2 separate regions of the Homo sapiens genome follow, and region 1 is linked to region 2. Evidence: read pairs that join two places in POLR2A ChIA-PET (ENCODE). Cell type or tissue: MCF 10A. All regions are shown on one strand. Each heading gives the region's core, and the rest is flanking DNA. Links, peaks and the distances in the headings are about the cores only.

Region 1 (5,038 bases), core at 2,539-5,038, 250 kb before region 2:
GTGCAGAGGTGCAGCCTCTACCTCCCAGGCTCAAACAATCTTCCCACCTCAGCCCCTGCAAGTAGCTAGGACTACAGGTGCACACCACCAAGCCCAGCTACTTTTTGTATTTTTTGTAGAGATGGGGTTTCACCATGTTGCACAGGAGTCTCGAACTCCTGGGCTCAAGCAATCCTCCTGCCTCAGCCTCCCAAAGTGCCGGTATTACAGGCACGAGCCACCATGCCTGGCCCACCCATAGTTTCTTCGTATGGGAATGTTGAGTGATTACAAGGGATAGGAGGAAAGAAGTTGAGAAGTAAAAGATTAGGAAGGACTACTAAAGTAGGTGTTCAGGAAGAGACTCTTCTTTCTGTAACTTCTGAGAATCGAGCTCTGTTGTTTTGTCGTTTGTTATAAAGCATTAGAGTGCAGGGGTGGCATTTGGCAGGATCAACCTGGTATAGGGAAGTGGGCAGCACTGATCGTGGTGGTACAGCTCTCCCTTGAAATCTGGACCCAAGCTAATGTTGTGCAGCTGGCTTTGGGCAGGGCCTAACACTGTTCACTGCATGTTTTGTCTGAAAGGAAGGAATCTCTTCTATTTTTCTTCCTATCTAGCATTGATGTTTATGATCGTTCTTTTAAAATCCGTATTTTCCACTCTTCATAAAAATGCCACAGGGCTGCCTGACAAATTTGCATTAAGGAATTTTGACATAATTAGCACCTGGCTTTAGTTGTAAATTATAGTCAGATAAATATATAAAGAGAAGGAGCATTTAAGCAATCTTTGGCCAGCAACTGTATTTAAAAATATTTTATTTTTTTTGAATAGGTGATACATATGGTACAAAATTCAAAAAAATACAAAAGGAGATACAGTGAAAAGTCTCCCAATCCTGTACCTATCCACCCTGTCACCCTCCCCACAAACCACCATTGGTTCTAAGAATTTATCCTGCAGATGTAATCCCATAAATTAATGTGAAATATGCACAAGAATATTCATTACAGCATTATTTATAGCAAAAGACAGGAAACAATGGAAACGTCTGTCAGTGAGGGACTGATTAAATAAATTATGGTTTATCCATTCAATGGAATAGTATACAGCTGTAAAATGAAATGAGGCAGCTCTAATTGCAAGTATAAAAAAAAAGCAAAGTGCAGAACAGCATGCATAGTATGCTATTTGTATTTTAAACAAAGGAAATATGTATATATGCATACAATATCTCAAGGTTGGCAGGAAGGTGGAGATTGGAGTGTTGTGGGGGCAGTGGGAACAGCAGTTACGAAGGTGTAGTGCCAGCAGGATATATTTGGGGGATGGTAAGTTCTCCGATGGTGAGGTATAAGGCGGAGTGGCAAGGATGAGGTGAACAGACAACCGCTTCTCTTTCCCCATTCTTTAGACAAATAGTGTTATGTTACATGCTGTTATGCAACCCTCCCTTTTCCCCTTAATTTGTTTTGGATATCTTTCTTAAGGAATTTAGAGCCACCTTTTTTAAGGGTTCCATAGCAATTAATTGTTTCTAATCTTTAGCTATTACAAATGATGCAGTAATAACTTCTTACGTATGTCATTTTATATCTGGTGAAAATATATCTGAAGGTTAAGTTCCTAGAAGTGGAAACTACTGGATCAAAGAGTTAGTGCTTTTATAATTTTGAAGGACATTGCCATATTGTCCTCTTCAATATGTACTTCTGTCAGCTGTTATGAGAGTACCTATTTCCCACATGCTTGCCAGCTAGGAGTCTTAACAAGCTTTTTGATCTTTGCCAATCTGACAGTTTTAAAAAGGATCTCAGTATGGTTTTAAGTTGCATTTCTTTTATTATGAGTGAAAGAATATTTTTACATGCGTAAGAGTGACTTATTTTTGTCTGCTGAAAACATCTCAATTAGTATAGGGACCTAGAGCAAATTATTTAAGCTTTCTATGTCTCAGTTTCCTCACCTGTAAATTGAGAATAAACAATAGTAAGTAGGATTATTGGATAATTAAATGAAATGTATGTATGGCACTCAGCACAGTGCCTGGCACATGGCAAGCATTCAATAAGTTATGTGATGGCTAACAATCAGAGGAGCAGGTAGGACAGGGCAGATTAAATTAAGAAAGTAGCATTCACTTCCATGCTCCAGTCACATGGAGCCTTGTTCATTTACATTGCCATTCATCAGAGAAGTACGAAGTCAGAGCTTTCCTTGTCTTTTAATAGTAAAGAGTCATTTCCCATTGGAACCCATCATAGGCTATCAGCAGAGCTGGCCAGGGAGTAGGCACAGCCTCATCTCTAATATTTAGACTTAGCCAACATGGTAAAGAAATTTAATCTGATATGAAATAAAAACAACAGAAGAGACCAGATGCACATTTCTTTATTCCACCATGGTTCTGAACTCCCAGCTAGTTTGGGTTGGAGTGAGTCTCTGCTTGTAAACTCAGAGGAATGCCTGCCATCGTTTTCTGAAGGGAAAGGGCAGGGGTTTCTGAGTGGAGGGGAAAAACAACATTGGAAATCTGGCTGCTTCTGAACAAGACCACACTGGAAAATAGACTTTTTACTTTTAGCACATCAAACTGGTTTTCACAAAAGGAGATCCCAGAAGAGGTTTGTTTCCTGTAAGAAGCAGTGTTTATGTAATAGAGGTCTTTGTAGATGGGTGCTGTATCCCATGGCAGCCCTTGCTGCTGGTGCCCACAGGCTATCACTGGGCGGATTCAGCTACTGAATATTTTCTTTAGACGTATAAAGCCTTGGCTCCCCTTTCTCATCAACTCCACGTATTTTTCATCATGTCCTCTTGCTGCTTTCTCAGGCTCTTTGTTCTTCTTCATTTGTGTCTCTTACATTCAACAAGCTAATATCAGCCTTGCTTCTCTGAGTGAAGGGATCTTCTGCCACTCCTTGGGGTCAGAGAATGGGCTACAGGATGGAGGTGTGGCAAAATCAGGGCCCAGAACAGATTGGCTGAGTGGTGGTGATGGTTCTTAGGAGGGGGCTCTGGAGTCAGTCCCCAAGCTTCCCCAAATCCTTTCTTGCTCCACAGATTCTGAAGGACCTCCCTAGGGCAGATGTAGCCTCTGTCCCAGTTGTGGGATCGTCAGGATGATGGTGGATTGTGGCTGGAAAGGGGTGTCTGCAGTGTGAGGCCATGGGGCCTTGCATGCTCGCACAGCTTGGGAGGGTGGATGAGGGCCATCCTTTGGTAAGCATCCCATAGCAAGGCCAGGAAAGGTGGTGGACAGGGCCTCATGCGGTGGCTGAAGCATTAAAGCGATTGGTGGTGCTTGAGCCAAGCAAGGGCATGGAGGCAATGACCGAAGCTTACAGCCAGAGGCTAAGCTGGGAGAGATGAAAGCAGGCAAGGCTGATTGGAAACCTCTGGCCTGATGTCACGGTGTCTTCCCAGCTAGGAAATCATCCTCAAGGCCCCTGCCTGTGACTGGAGGCCATTTCCAGGTAGTTGCCACACTGACCCCTGACTGCTACTCCTTGGCAGTGCAGTGGGGGGGCCCTGCCTCAGCCACATATCCCGGGGAGCAGTGGCAGCGGTAGGAGCCCTCTGTGTTCTCGCAGTAACCATGGACACAGAGCACAGCAGGCCCGTTCAAGTCATCACACTCATTCACATCTAAGAGGAAACAAAGGAGAGTGCTGTAGGGAGCCCAGGTGCCTCTGCTGGCTGCCTCCACCTCTCTGGTTAGTAAGCCCTGGCCACTGCCCTAGAGTGAAACCCTAAGTGTGACAGCCAGAGGCTGAAGTCACTTCCCAAAACCAAGCAACTCAAGGACAAAGCAGGGGGCAGCAAGCTCATACCATGCCCAAGACCGTGCTCTCTTGTCCTTGTCTTTTGTCTGGGAACCTGCACGGAAGGGGCTTTCTAAAGCACATAATTAAACCTTCCTTTGGCGCTTTCTTCCCTTCCAGCCTGATGCAGACAGCCCCACTAGGAGGCAGCAGTGGCTCTTCCAGCCTTCCTGAGTTCAGGCGTCTCTGTGGGCAGTGGGCCAGCCTGACTCCTCCATCAGAATTCTGCACTTACCTACGCAGGCCATGTGGGCCGCATCCAGCTGGAAGCCCTCAAAACAGTCACAGGTGTAGCCCTCCCGCACGCGCACACAGCGGCCATTCTCACAGCCGTTCAGGATGCCGCACTCCTCCGCCTGAAGCCCTTCGAAGCCGGCTGGGGGCTCTGGGAGGAGGAAATCGGAGAGAGGAGGAGGCTGAGGGCTGTGTCCAGACTCTCCCTAATGCTGGGACCCTCGCCCTTCTGGACAAAGGGTGCCCCTGTGGAACTGTGGGGGTGGGGGCAGAGAGGATCATAAAATTCTTGTGGAAAGATGCTAGAACAAAAGGCAGTACTCTTGAAAAAAAAAGTATGTGTCATTTTAGATGGGGAGAGGTGCTCTGGGCTTCAAATGAGGGCTCCAGGGAGGCTGAGACTCGCTGCTTCCACAATGCCCGGCTCCTGCTGGGGTTTGGGTGGTCGAGGAGTGTGTTGCTACATAGTTTTTGGGTTTGGGCGTGGGGAAGGGGTGAGGTGTTTTGTTTAAACCTTCACATCGTGTTTTTGGGAAGTGGGGAACAATTGGTAGCAGAGGGGCCTCACTCAACACAAAGCAAAACATTGACCAGATCTACCTAACCCTCTTCACTCCCTAAGCACCCCTCCACCCCATGGAAAAGGCCACACCCTACCCAGAGGTATGGTTTTAGTCTGATGTGGTAGCTTTGCCTGTGGTGGGTACCGTGTGCATGGCACAGTGCTAGGCTTGACTTCCTCATTAGACTCCAAGGCCTGAGTGTTTGGATCGCACCATTCACAAACCGAGTCATCACGGTGGGCCTTTAAAGTCCTTAGAAAACCTTAATCCACACTTCAGGTCACAAGTGTGAATGCTGGGTGTCCTTAGAGCAGGTTATTCTGCAGCCTGTAGGTGGCGTGGAGGGAGAAAAAGACTGCAGTGAACAGCTTTCTCTCTCTCTCTCAGTCCCCACAGGAAGCTTGTAGGTTGGGACAGGGGCAGTGTCCTGTACC
Region 2 (7,260 bases), core at 2,920-5,419:
CACTCTGGAAATTAAAAAGTGGGAGATACACTTTAATAAGTATAATGGATTGACCCATAGATGACTTTATATTACATAAACTACTTAAGACATATTCTTTGTGCTGCTTTTTCTAAAATAGAATATGTTAATATAAACATATTTGAAATTCAAAAAGCTTGGCCTGTGTCTGTTTTGTTTCTCAGTGCAATTTCTGTTATCAATGTGCTTATAAGTAATAATTTATTAATACTACTAATAAAAAATTAACATGATTGAGAGGAAAAAAATCTGGATTAATTAGCTAAAGAAATAAAGCAACCCAGGAGAGGGAAAAATAAGTTATAAAAAAGAAAGTGGGCCAGGTGCGGTGGCTCACACTGTAATCCCAGCAATTTGGGAGGCTGAGGCAGGTGGATCAACTGAGGTCAGGAGTTCGAGACCAGCCTGGCCAACATGGTGAAACCCCATCTCTACTAAAAATACAAAAATTAGCCGGACATGGTGGTGTGCACCTGTAATCCTAGCTATTCGGGAGGCTGAGGCAGGAGAATCATTTGAACCCAGTAGGTGGAGGTTGCAGTGGGCCAAGATCGCACTACTGCACTCCAGCCTGGGTGACAGAGCAAGACTCCATCTCAGAAAAAAAAAAAAGAAAGAAAGAAACTGGCTGAGACAGGAGGATCATTTGAGCCCCAGGAGTTTGAGATCAGCCTGGGTAACAAAACGAGACCCTGTCTCTACAAAAAATACAAAAATTAGTTGGGAGCAGTAGCATGCACCTGTAGTCTCAGCTACTTGGGAGACTGAGGCAGGAGGATTCCAATTCCTTGATCCCCTGAGTTGAGGATGCAATGAGCTATAATCCTGCCACTGCACTCCTGCCTGGGTGACAGAGTAAGATCCTGTCTCAAATAAATGAGTAAATAAATAAATGGCCAGGCATGGTGGCTCATGCCTGTAATCCCAGCACTTTGCGAGGCCTAGGCGGATCACCCGAGGTCAGGAGTTTGAGACCAGCCTGGCCAACATGGTGAAACCCCGTCTCTACTAAAAATACAAAAAAATTAGCCAGGCGTGGTGGCAGGCGCCTGTAATCCTAGCTACTCAGGAGGCTGAGGCAGGAGAATTGCTTGAACCCAGGAGGCGGAGGTTGCAGTGAGCCGAGATTGTGCCACTGCACTCCAGCCTGGGCGACTGAGTGAAACTCCATCTCAGAAAAAAAATAAAAAATAAAAATAAATAAATGTATCTGTCTGTTCTCACACTGCTATAAAAATCTATAATACCTAAGATTGGGTAATTTATGAAGGAAAGAGGTTTAATTGACTCACAGTTCTGCAGGCTGTACAGGAAGCATGGTGAGGGGAGGCCTCAGGAAACTTACAATCATGGCAGAAGGTGAAGGGGAGGCAAGCACGTCTTACCATGGCAGAGCAGGAGAGAGACAGTGAGCTAATAGGGGAGTGCCACCCACTTTTAAACCAGCAGATCTCATGAGAACTCACTCACTATCATGAGAACATGGGAGAAGTCCGCCTCCATGATCTAATCACCTCCCACCAGGTCCCTCCCCCAATATTGGGAATTACAATTCAACATGAGATTTGGGTGGGGACACAGAGCCAAATTACATCAATCAATCAATAAATAAGAAACTAGCAATCTAAAAGAGAGGAAGAGAAGAGAAAAAGAAGGCCAGGCACTGTGGCTCACGCCTGTAATCCCAGCACTTTGGGAGGCCGAGATGGGTGGATCACGAGGTCAGGAGATCGACACCATCCTGGCTAACATGGTGAAACCCGTCTCTACTAAAAAATACAAAAAAATTAGCCAGGCGTGGTGGCGGGCGCCTGTAGTCCCAGCTACTTGGGAGGCTGAGGCAGGAGAATGGCATGAACCCAGGAGGCGGAGCTTGCAGTGAGCCAAGATAGCGCCACTGCACTCCAGCCTGGGAGACAGAGCAAGACTCTGTCTCAAAAAAAAAAAAAAAAAAAAAGACAGGTGCAACAACTGAAAAAGCACAAAATAAAATTGTTAGATCTTCTCACTTAATCTTTATATATATAAATATATATGTAATATATATTTTATTTTTGAGTTGGAGTCTTGCTCTGTCACCCAGGCTAGAGTGCAGTGGCGTGATCTTGGCTCACTGAAACCTCCACCTCCCAAGTTCAAGCAATTCTTGTGCCTCCACCTCCTGAGTAACTGGGATTACAGGTACATACCACCATGCCTAGCTAAATGTGTATTTTCAGTAGAGACAGGGTTTCACCATGTTGGCCAGGCTGGTCTCAAACTCCTGGCCTCAAGTGATCTGCCCACCTCAGCCTCTCAAGTGCTGAGATTACAGGCATGAGCTACCACACCTGGCCTCAATCTTCTAAATATTTTGACCTCTTTTACATATTTGCCATTTTCTTCTCTTGTGTGCATTCTGGATCTTTCCTGAATTCTATCTTTCAGTTTTCTGATTCTCTCTTCAGCCTTGTCTAATATGCTGCTAAATTGTTAAATTCACTCATTTGGTTTTTTCTTTCAGTTAGATTTTTTACTACTAGAAGTTCTGTTTTGTTCTTTTTCGGATCTGTGTTTTCTTAGCTCATCTTTTCAAGCCTTTTTTTTTTTTTTTTTTTTTTTTGAGATGGAGTCTCGCTCTATTGCCCAGACTGGACTGCAGTGGTGCGATCTCAGCTCACTGCAACCTTCGCCTCCCGGGTTCAAGTGATTCTCCTGCCTCAGGCTCCCGAGTAGCTGTGACTACAGGCATGCACCACCATGCCCAGCTAATTTTTGTATTTTTAATAGAGGTGGGGTTTCACCATGTTGGCCAGGCTGGTTTCCAACTCCTGACCTTAGGTGATGTGCCTGTCTCAGCCTTCCAAAGTGCTGGGATTACAGGCATGAGCCACTGCACCCAGTTCAAATTACTCTAAGTATATATTTATACTCCCATCAACAGTACATGTGAATTTCAATTTTTCCACAACCTCATTAGAACTTGGTATTGTCAGTGTGGTAGATACTGCCAGTTGTCCCAGGATCTACTTTCCCCTTCTTCCTTTAATAACAGATTTAATGAGTTTCACCTGGATTGCAGCTGGGCATGCCCAACCAAATCATAGACAAGATGATGTGGCTGAAAGTAATATGCATCACTTCTGGGTCATGACCTTAGGAAGCATGCTCCTTAGAAGGTATGCTTCCCAAACTCGAGATCTTTTTGATGATGTTCTTTTTGCATTTGGTCTATACTTCCAAATTCCTTTTTATGTCCCTGTATTTGAACACATTTGCCTGACAATGAAGGCCCCTTCCCCAGGGTAGTGAATATTTATTGTTTTTGCTTGCCCACATCCACTCCTTCTTCCTAATAGTACCTAAATTATTTTTCTTGAAATGTTACATTTTCCTCAATATAGTAGTAGAATTTAGATCAGAGTGCCCAGCCCTTTCCCTATAGAAGCTGAAGGGGAGCACTGAAGGCTCCTTCTTTCAGAACCCTTCTCTCACTATCATCCCATATATCTAAGAAGGCATTCAGTGGCTTAGGGAGAAAAAAAAAAGAGTTGAACCTTGTTTCTTCCAGCATCCAGAGCCTTGACGGTGGAAGGGAAGAAGCACAGCATGAATATTGCCAAGGTTATATATGACCAGGTTACTCTGAGTCTGGACACAACCCATCGAGAATCCTGGTGAAATGCCTGCCTAAGGGTAGACCCCATAGCAGTTAATCTGCATCTAGATCCTGTTGTTTCCAATTGCATAAGCTACAAGAGCTAGCAGAGGTTTTATTCCAGAGAATGGTATGTAAACCACCAGCCAGTCAGAATATGTCCTCAAACCACTAGCTAATAAAATGTCACGTCCTCTTAGAGGCCTCATTCAAATCACTCTAGTAACCCTAAGAATGAAATGTAACAAGTAAGAAATGCAGCTAGGTTATAAACCTAGTCTGAAGGAGACTAATGGTAGTTGACTTTGACAGAACTGACAATTGGCAGCTGACTTCTCTGGGGTCTCCCACACAAAACCTTCTGTGTATTTGTGCTTCAACTCATCTTTTAGACCATTCTGAATCAGAGCACTTTATATTTTTATTGTTCTTTACTTTTCATGTTCTGGATTGGTGAAATTAATCTCTGAAAAATGGGCTGGGTTGGTCTTTATAATGTGAAGTCAATGTTACTAAGCTGTCATGAGGAGAGCATTATACCAACAATGAGGCTTCCTTTAAAGAATTTTTTGGACTGGATGTGGTCATTCACACCTGTAATCCCAGCAATTTGGGAGGCCAAGGCAGGAGGATTCCTTGGAGCCAAGAGTTTGAGACCAGCCTGCGCAAATAGTGAGACCCTATGTCCACCAAAAAGTAAAAAGTTAAAAAATTAGCCAAGAATAGTGGCGCATGCCTGTAGTTCCAGCTACTCTGGAGGCTAAGGCTGTGGGATCACTTGAGCCCAGGAGGTCAAGGCTGCAGTGGCTGTCATGGCGCCACTGTACTCCAGCCTGGGCAACAGAGTGAGCTCCTGTCTCTAAAAAAAATTTAAAAAGGAGGTTGGGTGCAGTGACTCATGCTTATAATCTCAGCACTTTGGGAGACTGATCACCTGACCTCAGGAGTTCGTGACCAGCCTGGGTAACATGGTGAAACCCCGTCTCTACTATAAATGCAAAAATTGGCCGGATGCAGTGGCTCAAGCCTGTAATCCCAGCACTTTGGGAGGCCGAGGTGGGTGGATCACCTGAGGTCAGGAGTTCGAGACCAGCCCAGCCAACACTGTGAAACCCTGTCTGTACTAAAACTACAAAAATTAGCCAGGCGTGATGGTGCATGCCTGTAATCCCAGCTACTCGGGAGGCTGAGGCAGGAGAATCGCTTGAACCCGCGAGGTGGAGGTTGCAGTGAGCTGAGATTGTGCCACTGCACTCCAACTTGGGCAACAGAGTGGGACTCTTAAAACAAAACAAAAAGCAAAAATTAGCCACGCAAGGTGGCTCATGCTTGTAATCCCAGCTACTCGGGAGGCTGAGGCAAGAGAATTGCTTGAACCCGGGAGGCGGAGGTTGCAGTGAGCTGAGATTGTGCCACTGGACTCCACCCTGGGCGACAGAGCAAGACATCTCAAAAAAAAATAATAATAATTAATTAATTTTTTAAAAATTGCCTGGCACAGTGGCTCACACCTGTAATCCCAGCACCTTGGGAGGCCAAGGCCGGTGGATCACTTGAGGTCAGGAGTTTGAGACCAGCCTTGCCAACATGGTGAAACCCCATCTCTACTAAAAATACAAAAATTAGCTGGGCCTGGTGGTGCACACCTGTAATCCTAGCTACTCAGGAGGCTGAGGCAGGAGAATCGCTTGAACCCAGGAGGCAGAGGCTGCAGTGAGCCGAGATTGCGCCACTGCACTCCAGCCTGGGCAACAGAACGAGACTCCGTCTCAAACAAAAAAAAAACTTAAAAAAAGAACAAATTTTTTGGAGACGGGGATTCTGCATAACAAAAATGACTGCTGGGCGCGGTGGCTCACGCCTGTAATCCCAGCACTTTGGGAGGCCGAGGCGGGTGGATCACCTGAGGTAGGGAGTTCAAGACCAGCCTGACCAACATGGAGAAACCCCGTCTCTACTAAAAATACAAAATTAGCCGGGGTGGTGGCGCATGCCTGTAATCCTAGCAACTCGGGAGGCTGAGGCAGGAGAATCGCTTGAACTCGGGAGGTGGAGGTTGCGGTGAGCCGAGATCGCGCCATTGCACTCCAGCCTGGGCAAAAAGGGCAAAACTCCATCTCCAAAAAAAAAACAAAAAACAAAAATGACTATGATCTTTGAAAAATAATTGTGCAGGCTAGAAACTTTGAGTGGCTGAAGTATATGTTAGTTCCCCGAGAGTAAGATTCTAGGGGATAGGATCCCCATGGCATCTAGAACAATGCCTAACTTTATCTTGAAACAATGAGGGGAATGTGAAAGGGCCTGTTTAAACAGTGGTGCTGTCTCCCAACTAGGTGCTGAAAGACCCTTTGTGTTGAGGGCAGGGATCTGGTTAGAGGACCTGAGAGCCTTAAGCTATCAGGCCAAGTGGGAAAGGAAAAGGCCAAGAGAAGAGTTTCCACCCACCTCCACCTAATCTTACCTTTCTCTGTCTTCCACTACCATCACTTTTTTTTCTTTTTCCCACCTTTTTTTTTTCAAAACTTTTTTCTTTTTTTCTTGATACAGGGTCTCACTCTGTTGCCCAGGTTGGAGTGCAGTGGTGTAATCTCAGCTCACTGCAACCTCTGCCTCCTGGGCTCAAGCCATCCTCCCACCTCAGCCTCTGGAATAGCTGGAACTATAGGCATGCACCACTATGCCTGGCTAATTTTTGTATTTTTTGTAGAGATGGGGTTTTGCCATGTTGCCCAGGCTGGTCTTGAACTTGTGAGCTCAAGCAATTGGCCCATCTCGGCCTTCCAAAGTGCTGGGATAACAGGTGTGAGCCACTGCACCCAGCTTAAAATGTTTTTTAAAATTGTGACATACAGCACACAGACAGGAAAGCACAAGGGATAAATGTACAGCTCCATACGTTTTAACAAAGAAAATATTTGTGAAATTACCACTTAGTTCAAGAAATTGGCTGGGCGCAGTGGCTCATGCCTGTAATTCCAACACTTTGGGAGGCCAAGGTGGGTGGATCATCTGAGGTCAGGAGTTCAAGACCAGCCTGGCCAACATGGTGAAACCCCATGTCTGCTAAAAATAAAAAAATTAGCTGGACATGGTAGTGGGCACCTGTAATCCCAGCTACTCAGGAGGTTGAGGCAGGAGAATCACTTGAACCTGGGAGGTGGAGGTTGCAGTGAGCCGAGAATGTGCCACTGTACTCCAGCCTGGGTGACAGTGCTAGACTGCATCTCAAAAAAAAAAAAAAAAAAAGAAAGAAATAGAACATTGTCAGCACCCTAGAAACCCACTCATGTCTCTCGCCACCAGGCCTACTCTTTCCCTTCTTCCCAAAGGCAACTACTACCCTCACTTCTAACATTTTAATTTGTTTGCTTATTTTTGAAATATATGTAAAGTTAATTGTACAATAAATATTCTTCTGAACTACTATTGTTCAACATTTTCATGAAGGTACATTTATTAAATTATAGCATATGGGAAAATGCACAAATCATAAGTGGTACAGCTTGATGAATTTTTCACAAACTGAATGTATCTATGTAACTAGCATGCAGATCAAGAAATGGAGCATTATCAGAAGTCCCCTTTGTGCCTCCTTCTAG

Evidence for each region. ChIA-PET counts read pairs that join two places held together with the same protein. Peaks named below come from ENCODE experiments on the same cell type or tissue, not always from the same donor. Only the 100,000 strongest peaks of a DNase experiment are listed, where the experiment ranks them.
Region 1: POLR2A ChIA-PET joins it to region 2 with 5 read pairs; 5 of 35 experiments call an interaction of 5 or more read pairs at or near these places.

Annotation. Positions count from the first base shown.
Region 1 is chr14:74,497,399-74,502,436 of GRCh38, forward strand. LTBP2 (latent transforming growth factor beta binding protein 2) reads right to left here. Exons shown (of 36, transcript NM_000428.3): 35 at 4,043-4,192; 36 at 785-3,631. The coding sequence ends at 3,486. Among named protein-coding and RNA genes, the nearest start is that of ISCA2, 6.2 kb to the left of the region's middle. RefSeq lists an enhancer at 2,706-3,701 and a silencer at 3,388-3,682. In MCF 10A, for the core only: CTCF peaks have their summits at 3,940 (motif pointing right), 4,150 and 4,945 (motif pointing right); a DNase peak (open chromatin) is centred at 3,983.
Region 2 is chr14:74,750,551-74,757,810 of GRCh38, forward strand. No RefSeq gene overlaps it. Among named protein-coding and RNA genes, the nearest start is that of YLPM1, 9.1 kb to the right of the region's middle. In MCF 10A, for the core only: no CTCF peak of the experiment used is centred there; no DNase peak of the experiment used is centred there.